Regions from separate parts of the Homo sapiens genome. Here regions 2, 3, 4 and 5 are each linked to region 1. A link is a contact called in ENCODE Hi-C or POLR2A ChIA-PET data. All regions are on one chromosome and are shown on one strand. Each heading gives the region's core, a stretch centred on a gene start or an enhancer-like site at or near the end of the contact. The rest is flanking DNA. Distances are from core to core; before and after follow the strand shown. Region 1 holds the start of MRPL48 (mitochondrial ribosomal protein L48). Region 2 holds the start of ATG16L2 (autophagy related 16 like 2). Region 3 holds the start of RNF169 (ring finger protein 169). Region 4 holds the start of LIPT2-AS1 (LIPT2 antisense RNA 1). Region 5 holds the start of P2RY6 (pyrimidinergic receptor P2Y6).

What was found. Hi-C counts contacts between places; a loop is a spot of excess contacts on that map. ChIA-PET counts read pairs that join two places held with the same protein, here RNA polymerase II (POLR2A). Pooled maps may share reads with other maps.
Region 2: a pooled map shows a loop between it and region 1 (4-fold over the local background). The contact joins the promoter of ATG16L2 here to the promoter of MRPL48 in region 1. A Hi-C loop is called at or near these places in 6 of 50 pooled maps. POLR2A ChIA-PET finds 5 or more read pairs at or near these places in 3 of 52 experiments (Caco-2, activated CD4-positive, alpha-beta T cell and activated T-cell).
Region 3: a loop to region 1 is called in a pooled map, with 7 times the contacts of the local background. The contact joins the promoter of RNF169 here to the promoter of MRPL48 in region 1. A Hi-C loop is called at or near these places in 1 of 168 maps with a recorded cell type or tissue (CD4-positive, alpha-beta T cell) and 11 of 50 pooled maps. POLR2A ChIA-PET finds 5 or more read pairs at or near these places in 2 of 52 experiments (CD8-positive, alpha-beta memory T cell and activated T-cell).
Region 4: a map of CD8-positive, alpha-beta T cell shows a loop between it and region 1 (32-fold over the local background). The contact joins the promoter of LIPT2-AS1 here to the promoter of MRPL48 in region 1. A Hi-C loop is called at or near these places in 4 of 168 maps with a recorded cell type or tissue (B cell, CD8-positive, alpha-beta T cell and naive thymus-derived CD4-positive, alpha-beta T cell), 1 of 37 single-sample maps with no recorded cell type and 10 of 50 pooled maps. POLR2A ChIA-PET finds 5 or more read pairs at or near these places in 8 of 52 experiments (A673, CD4-positive, alpha-beta T cell, CD8-positive, alpha-beta memory T cell and 5 more).
Region 5: POLR2A ChIA-PET joins it to region 1 with 10 read pairs in Caco-2. The contact joins the promoter of P2RY6 here to the promoter of MRPL48 in region 1. A Hi-C loop is called at or near these places in 1 of 50 pooled maps. POLR2A ChIA-PET finds 5 or more read pairs at or near these places in 2 of 52 experiments (Caco-2 and PC-3).

Annotation. Positions count from the first base shown.
Region 1 is chr11:73,786,503-73,789,292 of GRCh38, reverse strand. MRPL48 (mitochondrial ribosomal protein L48) reads right to left here and starts at 1,419. Exons shown (of 8, transcript NM_016055.6): 1 at 1,301-1,419. The coding sequence starts at 1,321. RefSeq lists enhancers at 1,206-1,285, 1,426-1,485.
Region 2 is chr11:72,812,964-72,815,753 of GRCh38, reverse strand. It overlaps ATG16L2 (autophagy related 16 like 2), which reads right to left and starts at 1,343. Exons shown (of 18, transcript NM_033388.2): 1 at 1,191-1,343. The coding sequence starts at 1,308. It overlaps LOC107984421 (a long non-coding RNA gene), which reads left to right and starts at 1,687. Exons shown (of 3, transcript XR_007062771.1): 1 at 1,687-2,790. RefSeq lists enhancers at 571-720, 2,731-2,790 and silencers at 1,251-1,700, 2,101-2,190.
Region 3 is chr11:74,747,479-74,750,268 of GRCh38, reverse strand. RNF169 (ring finger protein 169) reads right to left here and starts at 1,420. Exons shown (of 6, transcript NM_001098638.2): 1 at 887-1,420. The coding sequence starts at 1,388. RefSeq lists silencers at 646-745, 756-1,015, 1,046-1,195, 1,369-1,589 and enhancers at 563-1,156, 1,306-1,395.
Region 4 is chr11:74,492,064-74,494,853 of GRCh38, reverse strand. It overlaps LIPT2-AS1 (LIPT2 antisense RNA 1), which reads right to left and starts at 1,474. Exons shown (of 2, transcript NR_171028.1): 1 at 881-1,474. LIPT2 (lipoyl(octanoyl) transferase 2) reads left to right here and starts at 1,130. Exons shown (of 2, transcript NM_001144869.3): 1 at 1,130-1,616; 2 at 2,490-2,790. The coding sequence starts at 1,151. The coding sequence ends at 2,719. RefSeq lists silencers at 895-1,144, 1,255-1,364.
Region 5 is chr11:73,270,900-73,273,689 of GRCh38, reverse strand. P2RY6 (pyrimidinergic receptor P2Y6) reads right to left here and starts at 1,352. Exons shown (of 3, transcript NM_001277204.2): 1 at 1,224-1,352. RefSeq lists an enhancer at 2,114-2,790.

The DNA.
Region 1 (2,790 bases), core at 170-2,669:
TAGTATTCCTTGAAAAATAATCCCTCCCTTTTAGCCCTTCTTGGAACCAAGGCAAATCAAGGAGTGTAGTCACCAGTGTGACCATCTTTAACAATGGAATTTTGAAACTTTCTGATTTTTTTTTCTATTATCTTGGCACCATATTTGGCCAAATTCTTACAAACTGGCTAAGGTGAACAAGTGAATTGTTTCATAAAGGATGAAGTGAGGCGTGGGCCCTCACACATTCAAGGGCAGCCCCAAGGTAACCACAGGTAGACCCATGAGCTGCAACGACCATGCTGACCTATGAATCATGGAAATATAGTTGCCACAATTAATGCCTAAAACAAAATTTTAATATAAATTGCTAAAATGAGTCATTAATCTAAGCAGCATGATACAATTGAAAGAGCACAAATGAAATCTGTTAAATCTGTTAAGGGAACGGGAGAAAGCCCAGGAACACATTTATAGTGGTTCATACGGTTTTATGACAGTCACTTAAATAAGGTTTTGGAAACGAAAATGTTGTTAATTATTGCAGGGCGCGGTGGCTCATGCCTGTAATCCCGGCACTTTGGGAGGCCGAGGCGGGCAGATCACGTGGTCAGGAATTCGAGACCAGCCTGGCCAACACAGTGAAACCCCGTCTCTACTAAAAATACAAAAATTAGCCCGGCATGGTGTCCCGCGCCTGTAGTCCCAGCTACTGAGGAGGCTGAGGCAGGAGAATCGCTTGAACCCGGAAGGCGAAGGTTGTGGTGAGCCGGGATCGCACCACTGCACTCCAGCCTGGGCAACAGAGCGAAATCCGTCAAAAAAAAAAAAAAAAAAAAAAGAAAGAAAAGAACAAAAACCTAGTTTATTACTGCTGTTTCCTTATTACCAGGTAGCTTCACATCCTCATCAGTTCAGCAAGTCAAAACTGCATTCTTAGAAAAAATTCTGGAAGTTGATAACTGAATGCAAATATAAAATGACCTGCCCAAGGTCACACAGTTAATCGGGACCGTATCCTGGTGTCGTGATTCCCATCGCAGAGCTCTCCCTTTTCCAGAAACTGGGTGGAGAGAGTGGCATGTGGTGTGGGCGTGGCACGGGTCGGCTCGGCAGAGTTCGCCCCGGGTGGAAAGGAATCTGCTCAGCCCCTTCAACGCCAGGCAGCCGCATGTGCTGCTGGGAAGGACCTTGGGCGCCCCAGTGTCTCATCCCCGGATGTCCGCGCGCCGCCACCTCCCCGCTCTGCACCCTCCGCCATCTCCCCTCTCTGCACCGTCCGCCATCTCCCCGCGCCCCGCGTGCGTGGAATCTACGTTACCTTTTCCAAGGTTCCGCTCATCCTTTGCTGCTGCGCGGCCTCTAGCTGTGCAAACCGAAGACCGGACCCTGCAGCCGCGTTCCCAGGGCGTCTGAAAACACTGAAGGAACGGCCTTGACCAGGTGCAGCAGCAATATCCCACCGAGACTCACTCAACTTCCACATCATTTTAGTTCCGGAAGCTTCTGAAATTCAGAGTCTAGAAATTCTCCTGCTTTCCACCCTCACTCAGGTTGTCACATTCACTGCTGTTTCTCCAGAAAGAATTAATTACCATCTCTGTGTTACCCCAGTACTTAGCACACAATTCTAATTTTTCGCTTACAATATTATACACTAATGATTTGTTACCACCTCTTCTCTGTATTTGAAAGTTCTTAAAAGACTGAGATCCTGTCTGATTAATTCCTTTCAGCGTCTAGCACAGATCTGACTTTTTTGTTTGTTTGAGACGGAGTCTCGCTCTGTTGCGCAGGCTGGAGTGTAGTGGCACGATCTCAGCTCACTGCCACCTCCGCCTCTCGGGTTCAAGCAATTCTGTCTCCAAGTAGCTGGGATTACAGGTGCCCGCCACCACGCCCGCCTAATTTTTATATTTTTACTAGAGATGAGGTTTCTCCATGTTTGTCAGGCTGGTCTTGAACTCCCGACCTCAGGTGATCCGCCCGCCTCGGCCTCCTAAAGTGCTGGGATTACAAGCGTGAGCCACCAGGCCCAGCCAATCATCTCTTAAATTGAGTTTAGAAGTCAGATTTCCACGTCCTGTGCTAGATGCTGGAATAAATTAGTCAGGATCTCAGTCCTTGAGGAACTCAATCAAAATAATAGCAAAAAATAATTAGTATCTAGTAACAAATAATTAGTATCTAGTATGGTAAGTGAAATACCAGAATTGTGTGCAAAGTACTGAGGTAACACAGATACGACAATTAATTATGCTTGGAAATATAATGGACCAGGCATACCTCCTCCAGTACAGTGATTGATTATTGCCTAATAAATGCTATTGGGGTTTTAGAAGTGAAATTTTAAATAAGAAAAAAAAAATCAATCAAATGCTAGTATGTGCCAGGTCGGTTCTTTATGGGTGTATGGGTTCATTTAGTCTTTCCAATAACCCTATGAGGCTGAGGATCATTATACCCATTTCACAGATGAGGAACAGAGACAGGAAGAAGGTACCTAGTTAACATAATGTTATATAAGTGGTGAGCTGTTTCATTTCCGTGCCTGTGCTTCATCTATTTTATGGGACTGTGACTATAGGTTTGCAAAAGGGCAGGTTGGCAGCCAGAGAGTTTCTTTCCTTGTCTAGTCCAGGTAAATACAATCTAATAAGATACATGGCCGGGTGCGGTGGCTCATGCCTGTAATCCCAGCACTTTGGGAGGCCAAGGCAGGCGGATCACAAGGTCGGGAGTTTGAGACCAGCCTGACCAAAACTGTGAAACTCCGTCTCTACTAAAAATACAAAAATTAGCTGGGCGTAG
Region 2 (2,790 bases), core at 94-2,593, 970 kb after region 1:
TGTCACCTTGACTGAGGCCCTGGGCCTGGCCTAGTTCTCATGAAAACCCCACCTCAGCCCCCAGGGTACTGCAGCACCCAGCAAACCTAAAGAAGGTCTCTATACCCAATTAACAAGTAAGAAGACTGAGGCTTAGCGATGTGATCTGCCCAAGGTTTCAAGACTGGCCCTTCAGTCTGATTTCAGCCCTCCAGATCTCTCTAGTCCCTCAGACTCACAGCTCCCTGGGTCGGGGCGGGGGGCAGGGGTTGGGGGGGCGGTGACCCCCTCCCTCAAACTGGACGGTTCCACTGTCTGTCTGAGCAGTGGAGAAGTGTGGCTGCTGGAGGTGGGGGCTGGCCTCGCAACCCTGAAGGTAGAGGACCAGCAGCCTGGAAGCTTGCAGAGAAATTTTCCTGGCTAAGAGCAGATTTGATTGTGGGGGTTTGGCCAAGATTAGCCCCAGTGAGAGAGCCGCAGGGATTGTGGTTAGACTTCCAACCACAGACATACAATCGCAGGCGGCCAGAGGTGCGACACACAGGCACACCTGTTCATCCCCTCTTGAAATGCCACACCCTATCCTGACCAGCTGCCCAGAAACAATTCTGAGAGTCCGACTTCGCTGGGCTCAGCCAGCATCCACCAGCAGCCCGGGGCCCCCTGATGCCCCCTCAGGCTGGGTAGGCTGACAGGGAGGTGTTCCATAAGCCTGTGCCAGCGTCGCCTGTCAGCGGCAGAGCCTGAGATGCACAGCCTCCTCCTTAGAGGTTCCGAGTGTCGCCCCTCTCCGGATGGGCCAATAAGTGGCTGCTCTGGACAAGTCCCGCGTTCTTTCACTGCGCTACCGAGACTAAGTGCACTGATCAAGCCCCTACCCCGGGGACTGCCCGGGTGGGGAGGCAAAAGAGACCCTGCAAAACCAACACCCGAGGACGCACTTGCGTCTCGGAAGCCCAGCTTGTGGGAGGCAGAGCCCGTCCTGAGGGGCGACGAGGGCAGGGGGACCAGGAGGGGCTCGTCCAGGTTCTAACCAGAGCCTGGATGGCAAGGGGCGGAGTCCTGGCAGTCGGGATGGGCGTAACGCACAGGCTCAAGGCATAAGGCACAGCGCACTCGGGTCACAGGCGGAGGAGCCAGCCAAACCCTCTCCCCGCGCCCGTAGCCGCGTCCCCTCAGCCGCCATCCTCTCAGCACCGGGGCGCACTCACAGGCCGGCACCAGCTCCAGGAAAAGCGCCTTTTGCGTACGGTCCCGAAGCCGCAGCTGCCGCACGATGTGGCGTTTCCAGCGCGCTGCGGGGGCACCGGGGACGCCCGGCCCCGCCATGGCCGCGCTCTCCCGCCTAGCGGCGCGTTCCTCCCGCCCAGGACGGCGCCAGGCCGGGGCGGGGCCTCGCGGGGACTCCGTGACGCCAGGGGGCGGGCGGCGGCGGGGAATCCCCGGCTTGTCCCAAGAGGGCTTTGGCGGGGAGGACCGAAGGCCGACGCCGGGAGGATCTGCCTCCGGGAGGAGCCGCCTCCGGGTCTGAACCGCCGGGGCCCCGTCCGAAATGTTCACCTAAGTGGGGGCTCCTGTGGCTGCGAGGGTCATAAGCAGGAGCGAGGTCGGAGCCTCCGGGGAGGCTTCCCCCACGCGGGTGGAGCGCTCCGGAGGCGGGGCCCTCAAGGCCCGGGTGTCTTAACCCCGCCGCGCCCGGGCCGAGTTCGAGAGCCGCTGGTGCTTCCCAGGCCGTCGCGCTCCTGGCCGCGCACCCAGCCAGGGACCCAGAGGCCCTCAGCCCCGGGCTCTGCGCGTACACTGAGGGCGCGGCGCAGCAGGACAGCAAGATAAGGAAGCAGAGACTGAAGGGAGGAATCCCCGCTTTCCGGGGATGATGGCGTTCGAGTTGGGTCTGTGAGGGATGAAATAGGAGTTGGCCAGAGGGAGAGAGGGACTCTAGGCCTCGAGAAGAGCACGTGCAGAGGTTCCGTGACACGAAAACGCCAGGTGGGTGCGGGGCTGGGAGGACAGGAGGCAGAAGGGTTTACGGCTCCACATGGTCGCCGAAATTTTAGGTCCCTGAGAGTAAAGGGGTGCAGCTGATTTCATCTAGAAAGCCCCTGGCCGGGAGGAGAGAACGAGCTTGCTTGCCTGGGGTTGCAAAGGAGTGGGTAGCTGAGACGGCCAGCACCCCAGCATCCTGACTCAGGGCCAGACGCTTCACCCCATTGGGCGGCGTCTGGAGGAGCAGACACATCTCTTGTGGGTACCCTCGAAAGTGAATCATGGGTCGCAGGGAACTGTGGTCAAACCGTCTCTAGCTAGATGCTAGAGAGCCAGCTCTGCAGGCTCAGGCTACTGTGAGACACGAAAGGAGGGACTCGCTGGGCACAGCCTCACCCTGGGGCATGCCAGCAGGCCCTGCCCTCTGAGTGTTGGCAGACTTGAACATCCCTAGGGAACGAGAGAAGTTGGGCAACGATGGGAGAGCAGTGCAGGCCCTGGAGGTGACGAGTCTGTTGAGATTCTGATGGGGATGGGTCAGAGGACGTAGAAAGCAGTGAAGGCCTAGACGCCCCCAGGTCAGTGTAGCCTGCTCTGCTTCCAGTGAGCTGGGCTCAGTCCCCCACATGTCATTGTCTTAGACGCCCATGGCCTTTGCACAGGCCGAGCCTGATGTTTGGAACATCGTCGCCTCTAGGGGGCCTGGCTCCTAATCATGCATCACCTCCTCCAGGAGAACTTTCCTGCCCCTACACTGAGTTCAAGCTTCTCAGACACCAGCCCCAGTTGAGTTCGAGTTATAACCGTCACCAGTTATCACACCAT
Region 3 (2,790 bases), core at 171-2,670, 960 kb before region 1:
CTGGGTGTGTCCCCAAAAGAATCCTAAGTTATAACAGTCTTATTTTATACAGGGCACTTTGCATTTCAAAGCTCAGAACCGAGGAATAGCAGGCTGCTGGTGTTAGGGGAAAGAAGTTCAAGGCAAGAGTCCTACAACAGACTTTTAATTGCCAGCAAGCCAGTAGGAAACCCATACTGCCAAGGAGATAGAAGCAGCCCCTGCCACCCAACCTTTGTTTCCAAAACTTTTAAACCCAAGCCAGCTTTTCTGTCAGGCACTACTGGACTTAGTAGTACTAGTATTACAAATATAAACGACAGTCACTTACTGCTTCCTCACTATGTGCCAAGTTCTGTGCTAAGCATACATTTTCCAAAATGTATGAAAACAACTGCACAAGTGTGCTCCCAACCCCCTCTGCTCTCGAGTCTGAAAAGCTCCCTTCACATCCTCAAATTCAACCTGTTCCCTAAACTCCGGATTCTCCACACCCTTCACTGACCCTTTCAAGGCCAGGAGCCACATCTCTCCAAGCAATATGACCCCCAAACTCTTCATCCAACATTAAACCAAGCACTTCTCTGATCCAAGGCCCCTCCCACTCCCACACACCAATTCCAACCTGCCCCTAACTTGTTCCAACAATTCTGTTTCCCTCCAAACTTCGGACTTACGTAAGGCACAGGGTGCCCTCACCGCCCCTCCGCATGCAACGTGCCTGTCCTTCACTCTGAAGTTCAAAATTCACAAACACACTGCACCTGGGTAGAGCCCGGGTTCTAATCCCACGAGAACTCTCCACACCCGCCCGAGTAGGGCCCGGGACTCTCCACCCCCTCACCAGGCCGGGCCGGGGCGCGCTCGGCCTCGCTCCAGACCCTAAGGGGAAGTGGGGAAGCTCCACCTGGCTCCGCAGGCGCGGCACGCGGCTCCTGCTCTGGCCTGGGCCCCGCGGCAGCCGCGCCCCCGTCCCGGCGCGGGCGGCAGCGCTCGGGTTGGCTGCGGCGGGCGCACTCGCCCAGCACCTCTGAGTCGGCCTGGCCGTCGTCGCGGGCCCGACGGCGGGCCCAGCCTGGGCCGCGGGCGCGGCAGCGAGGGCAACCCGGGCCCGCCGCGTCGGCGGCGCGTTGGGCGCAGCCTCGGCAAAGCGAGTGGCCGCACGGCAGGGCCGCTGCTTCTCCGGGGGGCTCCAGGCACCCGGCGCAGCCCGATTCCTCCGGCCGCGGCGGCAGCGGCGGCTGCAGCAACGGCGGCGACAACACCAACAGCGAAGGTCCAGAAGCCGGGCCTGGGGCCCCAGTCTTAGCTGCCGCCGTCTCGTCACAGCGGCCCCGCCGGCCCCGCCGACTCAGAGCGGCTGCTGCCGCCGCGGAAGAGGCCCGAGTACTCGGACCTGCAGCCGCCATCTTGTTTCCCGTTTGAAGGGAGAGTCGGTTGCGAGGGAGAAGAGTGGAGGGCGGGGCAGTACGCGCGGTGGGCAGTGCTATCTACATATTCATGAGGGGCGAGGCTTCTGTGAGCCCAAAGAGGGTTCTCCTCAGACCTGATTGGCCAGAGGGGATACTTCATTAATATTTATTAGTTATTCTTTATTATGCGGTCATCAGCCGCACTCTCGAAAAGTCCTTGCAGTTTCCTCTTACTGAACTGAAAGAGGTGGGAACTGAGGGGCTTTACTGGCAATTCTGAACGATGTTAAACTTTGATACACGTACTTATCCTGTAATGCCTTGATAACTGAGGAGAAAGTGAGTGGGGAATATGTGAGTTACTCAGAAACCTGCCTTAGTGTTCATTTGATATGAGGGCCTGAGCTCTCTCCTAAGGATGGGGGTAGCTTTGTGACTGAAACCAGGCCCACCGTGGTAACTAACTGCCAAAAGGAGCAGCCTCTTGTCAATCCTACCTCCTCATCCTCTCTCCCCATGTCCCTTCCTGAAACTGCCCCCCTTGGCTGGTAAAACCACACTTTCCTGGTTTTTTTCCCAGGCTCTTGGCTCCTTCTCAGTCTCCCGTGTTTGGTGCTTCCATGTGGGTGTTCCTCTAGGCTTAGGCCTCAGTCCCCTTCTCACTCTGCGTGCTGCACTGGTCCACATTTTCTTCCCTCAGGAGCTCCCAGATTGCTGTCTGCAGCCCAGGCCTCCTGAGTCCAGCCCTCCATATTCAACTGCCTGATGGAAACATCCTCTTAGATCCCTACATTCCTCATGTACAAAACTAATGTCACTGTCTCCCATCCTCCTTTCAAAACTGCTCTTCTTATTTCCTTCATTCTATGAAAGGTCCCATCCTCCCAGGTACTCAAGCTCCAAACCTAGTCATCTTGAACTTCTTCCTTATCTCCCACAAACCATCAGTTATTTAGTCCTGTCAATTCCACTATCAAAATGACTATTTCCCCACCTCTTCATCCCATTCCCACTGCCCAATTCAGGTCTAATCATCTCTCATCTAGATTACTGCAGTAGCTGCTATAGATTGATTGTCTCCCCTCTCCCAACCTCTTTTCTAATCCATCCTCCACACTCTTCGAGTTGCTTCCTATAGGCCAGCTCTGACCGTGTCACTCCTGCTTGAGCTAGGGAGAGGTGCTTGGACTTTGATGCTAGTGCCCTTTCTAGATGCAGAGGTTCCAGGAGAAAGAATGACCCCTCTCTAATGGAAAGGTGGTTCTGCTACAGTAGTTCTCCCATTCTTTGCTTTCTTTGCCCTGGGATAGATTTGGAGCAGGGCAAAGAATGGGAAGCATTAAATAAATGGCATTTCTTAGTGGAAACCTTTATAGGATAACACGAGTTTTGTAAAGAG
Region 4 (2,790 bases), core at 225-2,724, 710 kb before region 1:
AATCATAGCTTTTCTTTAAAAAAAATTTTTATTATTTCTTCCAATGAAGGCTTTTCTCTTTTAAGGTAAATTACATTGTTTGATTTCAGAATGCAAAACCAACCTTGCATTCCCGGGATAAACCCTACTTCATCATGATGTATTAATCCTTTTATAAATTGCTGGATTTGATTTGCTAATATTTGCTTAGGATCTTTATGTCTATGTTTATGAAATGTTTTTCAGACACCTATGGTGTCTGAAAAGTCCTCAGTAAAAATTCATTGAATTCAGACTTGTTTAAATGATACTCTAACTGCAACATAGCTGATGTTGTGGTCCAGACACCCCCTCAGGGCCTAGACAGTCATTCCCTCAGCTTCTGGAGTTGGTTACTGATGATACACAACTGAGTCCTTCTCTGGGGGCCGCCCTCCACCGAGGGAAGCAGTCTTGCCAAAAAAAAAAAAAAAAAAAAAATCACAGCTCCTCCCCAGGTGTAGCCTGTATCCATGACTGGTCAATGCAAGGATAAGAGTTTCTGGCCCCCTTGCTTTAATGTGGAACTACTCTGAAGGGTCATCCTAGGCTCCAAGCATGCCTTGGGATTGGTCAAGGCCTCTGCTGCAACTGTTTTGCAGGCCAACTTCTTCCTCTGCCTACAAATTCCTGCTTCCTTCACTTTCTTACAGGTGCTGATCTTTAAGTTCTCCCTACCTCCACCAATAACCTTGTAGGCAAGCTAATCTCCCTCTTGCGTCCCCCAGGGGCTCAACACAGGACACACCACGTTACCCTGTTTTATTTTTCTTTTCATAGCATTTAACACCTTATACGTGAAATAACCTTATTTACTTAACACTTAAAATACTTATCGTCTGCTGTAAGAATGTAAGCTTACCAGGACAGATCTTTCTCATACGCTATGCACCGCTGTATCAAGCGCCTATGGCAGGGCCTGCAGAACACAGCAGGCACTAAATACTGGTTGTTGAATGAACCGATGAGTCTGGCCCCGCGCTTTTGGTCCTGGGATCACATATCCCCCCTCCAGCTTTTAACACGCACCTGGGAGCTGCGGCTCGGGGTGTGCCCCCGAGTCCCCGCCCCTCAGGCCACGCCCCCAGGCCCACGGAGAGGGCGGGGCCCCGCGGACGCAACGGTGGGCACGATGCGGCAACCCGCCGTTCGGTTGGTGCGCCTGGGTCGGGTGCCGTACGCCGAGCTACTGGGGCTGCAGGACCGCTGGCTGCGGCGGCTGCAGGCCGAGCCAGGCATTGAGGCCCCGTCGGGGACTGAGGCGGGCGCGCTCCTGCTCTGCGAGCCCGCGGGGCCCGTGTATACGGCCGGGCTGCGCGGCGGCCTGACGCCCGAGGAAACTGCGCGGCTACGGGCCTTGGGCGCCGAGGTGCGCGTCACAGGCCGCGGTGGCCTGGCCACCTTCCACGGCCCGGGCCAGCTGCTTTGCCACCCGGTACTCGACCTGCGGCGTCTCGGCCTGCGCTTGCGCATGCACGTAGCGTCGCTGGAGGCGTGCGCCGTGCGCCTGTGCGAGCTCCAGGGCCTGCAGGACGCCCGCGCGCGGCCCCCGCCCTACACTGGCGTCTGGCTAGACGATCGCAAGATCTGCGCGATCGGTGAGCGCCGCGGAGCAGGGCGGTACCTGAGAGCCGAGGTCGGAGCTTGAGGCCTGGGGGCGGGGTCTGACGGGGCTGGACCAACGGAGGTGAGGGCCGGGAGGAGGCGTATCTAGCGCGGGTTTTGAATCACAGCTACCCGCTGCGTTTGAGTTTTTAAGCCCCTTTTCAGATATCGTATATTCAGAAGCAGAAGGCTCCTCACATCTAGTCCAACACGCATTTCTGTTAAGGGAGAGACAAGAGAAGTGAATTGCCAGGTTACGTCCTGCGAATGACAATGTCATGGCAAATAAGGGTGCTAATTTTCAAACTTTTTTTTTTTTTTTTTTTTGAGACAGAGTCTCGCTTTGTCACCCAGGCTGGAGTGCAGTGGCGCAATCTCGGCCCACTGCAAGCTCCGCCTCCCGGGTTCACGCCATTCTCCTGCCTCAGCCTCCAGAGTAGCTGGGGCTACAGGCGCCCACCACCAGCCCGGCTAATTTTTTGTATTTTTAGTAGAGATGGGGTTTCACCGTGTTAGCCAGGATGGTCACGATCTCCTGACCTCGTGATCCGCCCGCCTCGGCCTCCCAAAATGCTGGGATTACAGGCGTGAGCCACTGCGCCTGTCCCCAAGCTTTTTTTTTTTTAAGTATTGGAATCTGTTAAAAGACATTTCCTGGAATCCTCATGATGAGTGCAGCTGCTTGAAGCCACGCACCCCTTCCTTTCATTTGTTTCCTTTTCCCATCTGAGTACAATCCCTTGTTTCTCCAGAAACAAAATTTGAAAACCGGTGATCTAATCCAGTTTTCTCATCGCCCTGAGAGGGACACCAAAGCCCGGAGAGTGGAGGGTATCTACTCTAAGACCCTTTGGCTTGCCTTGCAGGAGTCCGCTGTGGAAGGCACATCACATCCCACGGCCTGGCTCTCAACTGCTCTACCGACCTCACGTGGTTTGAGCACATCGTGCCCTGTGGACTGGTTGGGACAGGCGTCACTTCCTTGAGTAAGGAGCTCCAGAGGCACGTCACCGTGGAAGAAGTAATGCCACCTTTCCTTGTGGCCTTTAAGGAGATCTACAAGTGCACACTGATCTCAGAGGACAGCCCCAACTGAAGAGTACTCATAACAGCCAGGATGCTCCTGCCTTGGGAAGCATGAAGTCTGACTTGAGTCACCTACTGAAA
Region 5 (2,790 bases), core at 103-2,602, 520 kb after region 1:
TCCAGAGACAGCCACAGGATAAGGCAAGGGCAGGAGAGAAGAGTCGGCAGGCTCAGAAACGATTTCCAGGTTTCTGGACCATGGCCCCCTCCCTTTCTGATAAACTGACAAACAGTGAGGAAATGCAAAAAAAGATTGTAAGAATTTTAGAAGAGTCCCAGCCACACAGGGAGTCGAGGGGAGTGTAGAGTTCCACCCACCCAGCCAGTCACACACACACACATACACTGGAAGCTGGGCATTCTCACTCTCACGTACACACCCAGGGGCTTGGCACACACACAGATGCACCTTCTGGGGCACAACACTTTATAGTTTGCAAAGGGCCTTCTCATTTTTCATCTCATTGATACTGAGGGGTGGAGAGTTTCCCTGAATATGACCCATTCTAGAGCTGGCAAGAGATGAGAGTCCCAAATATCTTCAAGAGGCCGGGGCTGAACGCATGGGCTGGGCTGCCTGTTTTCTCTGTGTCGGTGTCAGCAGAGCTGAATGGCAATAGAAACTCTGGAAAAGTTTTAACCCAGCTCTCCCAGATAGGCCCTTTCACCCTTAACAAGTCACACCTGGACTCAGGGACTTTTTTTTTTTTTTTTTCCAAACCACTCTCACGGGGCCAGCTCCAGGCTGTCTTAAGATTTAGCTGGAATGGCAGAGGTGAGAGGCTTCCCAAGGGCCTCCTCTGTGGACAATTATTTGATCACTAATCCTTCCTACTCATTCCCTCAACCAAAGTTCCTGGGGAGCTCTGAGGGCAGGGCCCAGCCTCCTCCGTGAGGACCCCTCTCCAGATACTACACTTAGCAGTGTTCACATACGCAGGGAGAGACCACGGTTGCCCCCATTTTAGAGAGTAAGAAATTGAGGCCCAGAGAGGAAAAGTGCCCTTGCCAGCCATTTGCACTCCAACCAAGACCTTTGTGGCTCCGAATCCTGACTGAGCTATTCCACTTCTCCAGCAAGGCACGGCGCAGCACCAATGTGTCCATCTCCTCCCCGCCCCCACTGACCCCGTCCTGCGGTGCCTCGTCCCTCCATGCTGTGCAGTCTGCAGGCTCCAGGCATAGCCAGGCGGAGGAAGGAGGAGGACCCCAGTGCCTGCCCTACTGCCACTCTTGCCTGTGATGAGCCTCGGTGGCTGCAAGTGGACTGCAGTTACTCAGGAAGCTCCTAGGGGAGCTGAGGGGCGCAAGCCCTTCCAGGCATGGACCCAGAAAACTCACCCAAGAGTTAGCAAGTGCCTCGCTTGCAGTCCGTGAAGTGCTGGAGCAAATTCCCACTCGTGGAGCAGCCCCTGCTGCCAGTCAGTTCTGTGCCTGAAACTGTCGCGTGCAATGTTCTGGCAGAAGTCTGGAGAGGCAGCAGATGAGGAAACCGAGAGACCTGGGGAGAGGAAGTAACTTGCCACAGCACAGAGCTGGCAAGCAGCAGGGCCAGGACTCGAATCCCGAGAACCCTGAAGCTCCAGTCCTTTACACCAATGCTGACTCATCCTCTACCCAGCTGCCCGCAAGTCACTTCATTCACCCTCTGTTTGCTCACTCAAACAAGCAGCATCACCAATTTAGCCCAAGGGACTGTTGGGAGGATGGAGTGAGATAACATTTCAGGACAAGGGCCTGGCACAGGGAAGGCACGCATTGGGTGGCTGTTTTTTATCCTCCTCCCCATTATCACCCCAGCCCTCTCCTGGCTTCTCTGGAGTCTGGAGATGGCCCTGCTTCTGCTCATTGCTGCCGCAGGAAACCATTAACCTGGTTTTCTCAGCAGTGCCTGGAAGGTCCGTTAAGAGAGGCTGAGACCCCGAGATTAATGGCTCTGTTATCTGTGGCTCCAACCCTATGGATCCAGACAACTCCCACCCAGGGATGAGGATGGCACTGAGGGAGGAGAGAGACCCTCTCATACTGTTTTATACTCGGAAAAGGAAAGAGAAGCGAAACTAAAGGCAGGTAGCCCGGCGCCTAAAAACCAGACCTGAAACCAAGGAACCAGACCCGAAACCAAGGAACCAGACCCGAAACCAGGCCTGGGCCTGCCTGACCTAAGCCTGGTAGTTAAAATTCGACCCCTGACCTAGCAGCTGTTGTTATCTATAGATTCCAGAGATTGTATGGAAGGACATTGTGAAACCTCCCGTTCTGTTCTGTTTCACTCTGACCACCGGTGCTCGCAGTCCCTATCATGTACCCCCTGGCTTGTTCAGTTGATCACGACCCTCTCACGTGGACCCCCTTAGAGCTGTGAGCCCTTAAAAGGGACAGAAGTTGAGCACCTGACGAGCTCAGATTTTAAGATGCTAGCCTGCCGATGCTCCCAGCTGATTAAAGCCACTCCCTTCACTATCTCAGTGTCTGAAGGGTTTTGTCCGCGGCTCGTCCTGCTACAGCACCGAAGATGGAGGGTGATGCCGGGGGGGAAAGGCTGACCCCAGGCAATCCTCCCCTCCCCAGCGCCAATCCATCCTTGAGCTTGGGCTTGATGAGGAGAAGGCAGCCCGGGCGGCTCTACCTGGGCCCATGGTGGGCCCTCCCCGTCTGTAAGATGACTCTCCTGCTTCCTCCTCCTCCTCTTCTTTCTTACAGGTACTTATTGGCCACCTACTCTGTTCGGGTAATGTTCAACGCACTTGAGGTCAAAAAACAAAGTCCTGCCCTTGAGACACCTGTAGTCTAGCAGGGGAGATTAGTTTCTTTTGGTTAATGAGTAAATATATAGCAGGCCAGATAGTGATAAGAGCAGCGATATAGAAACATAAAGGAGGGTAAGGGGCGGAGAGCTAGGGGGCTG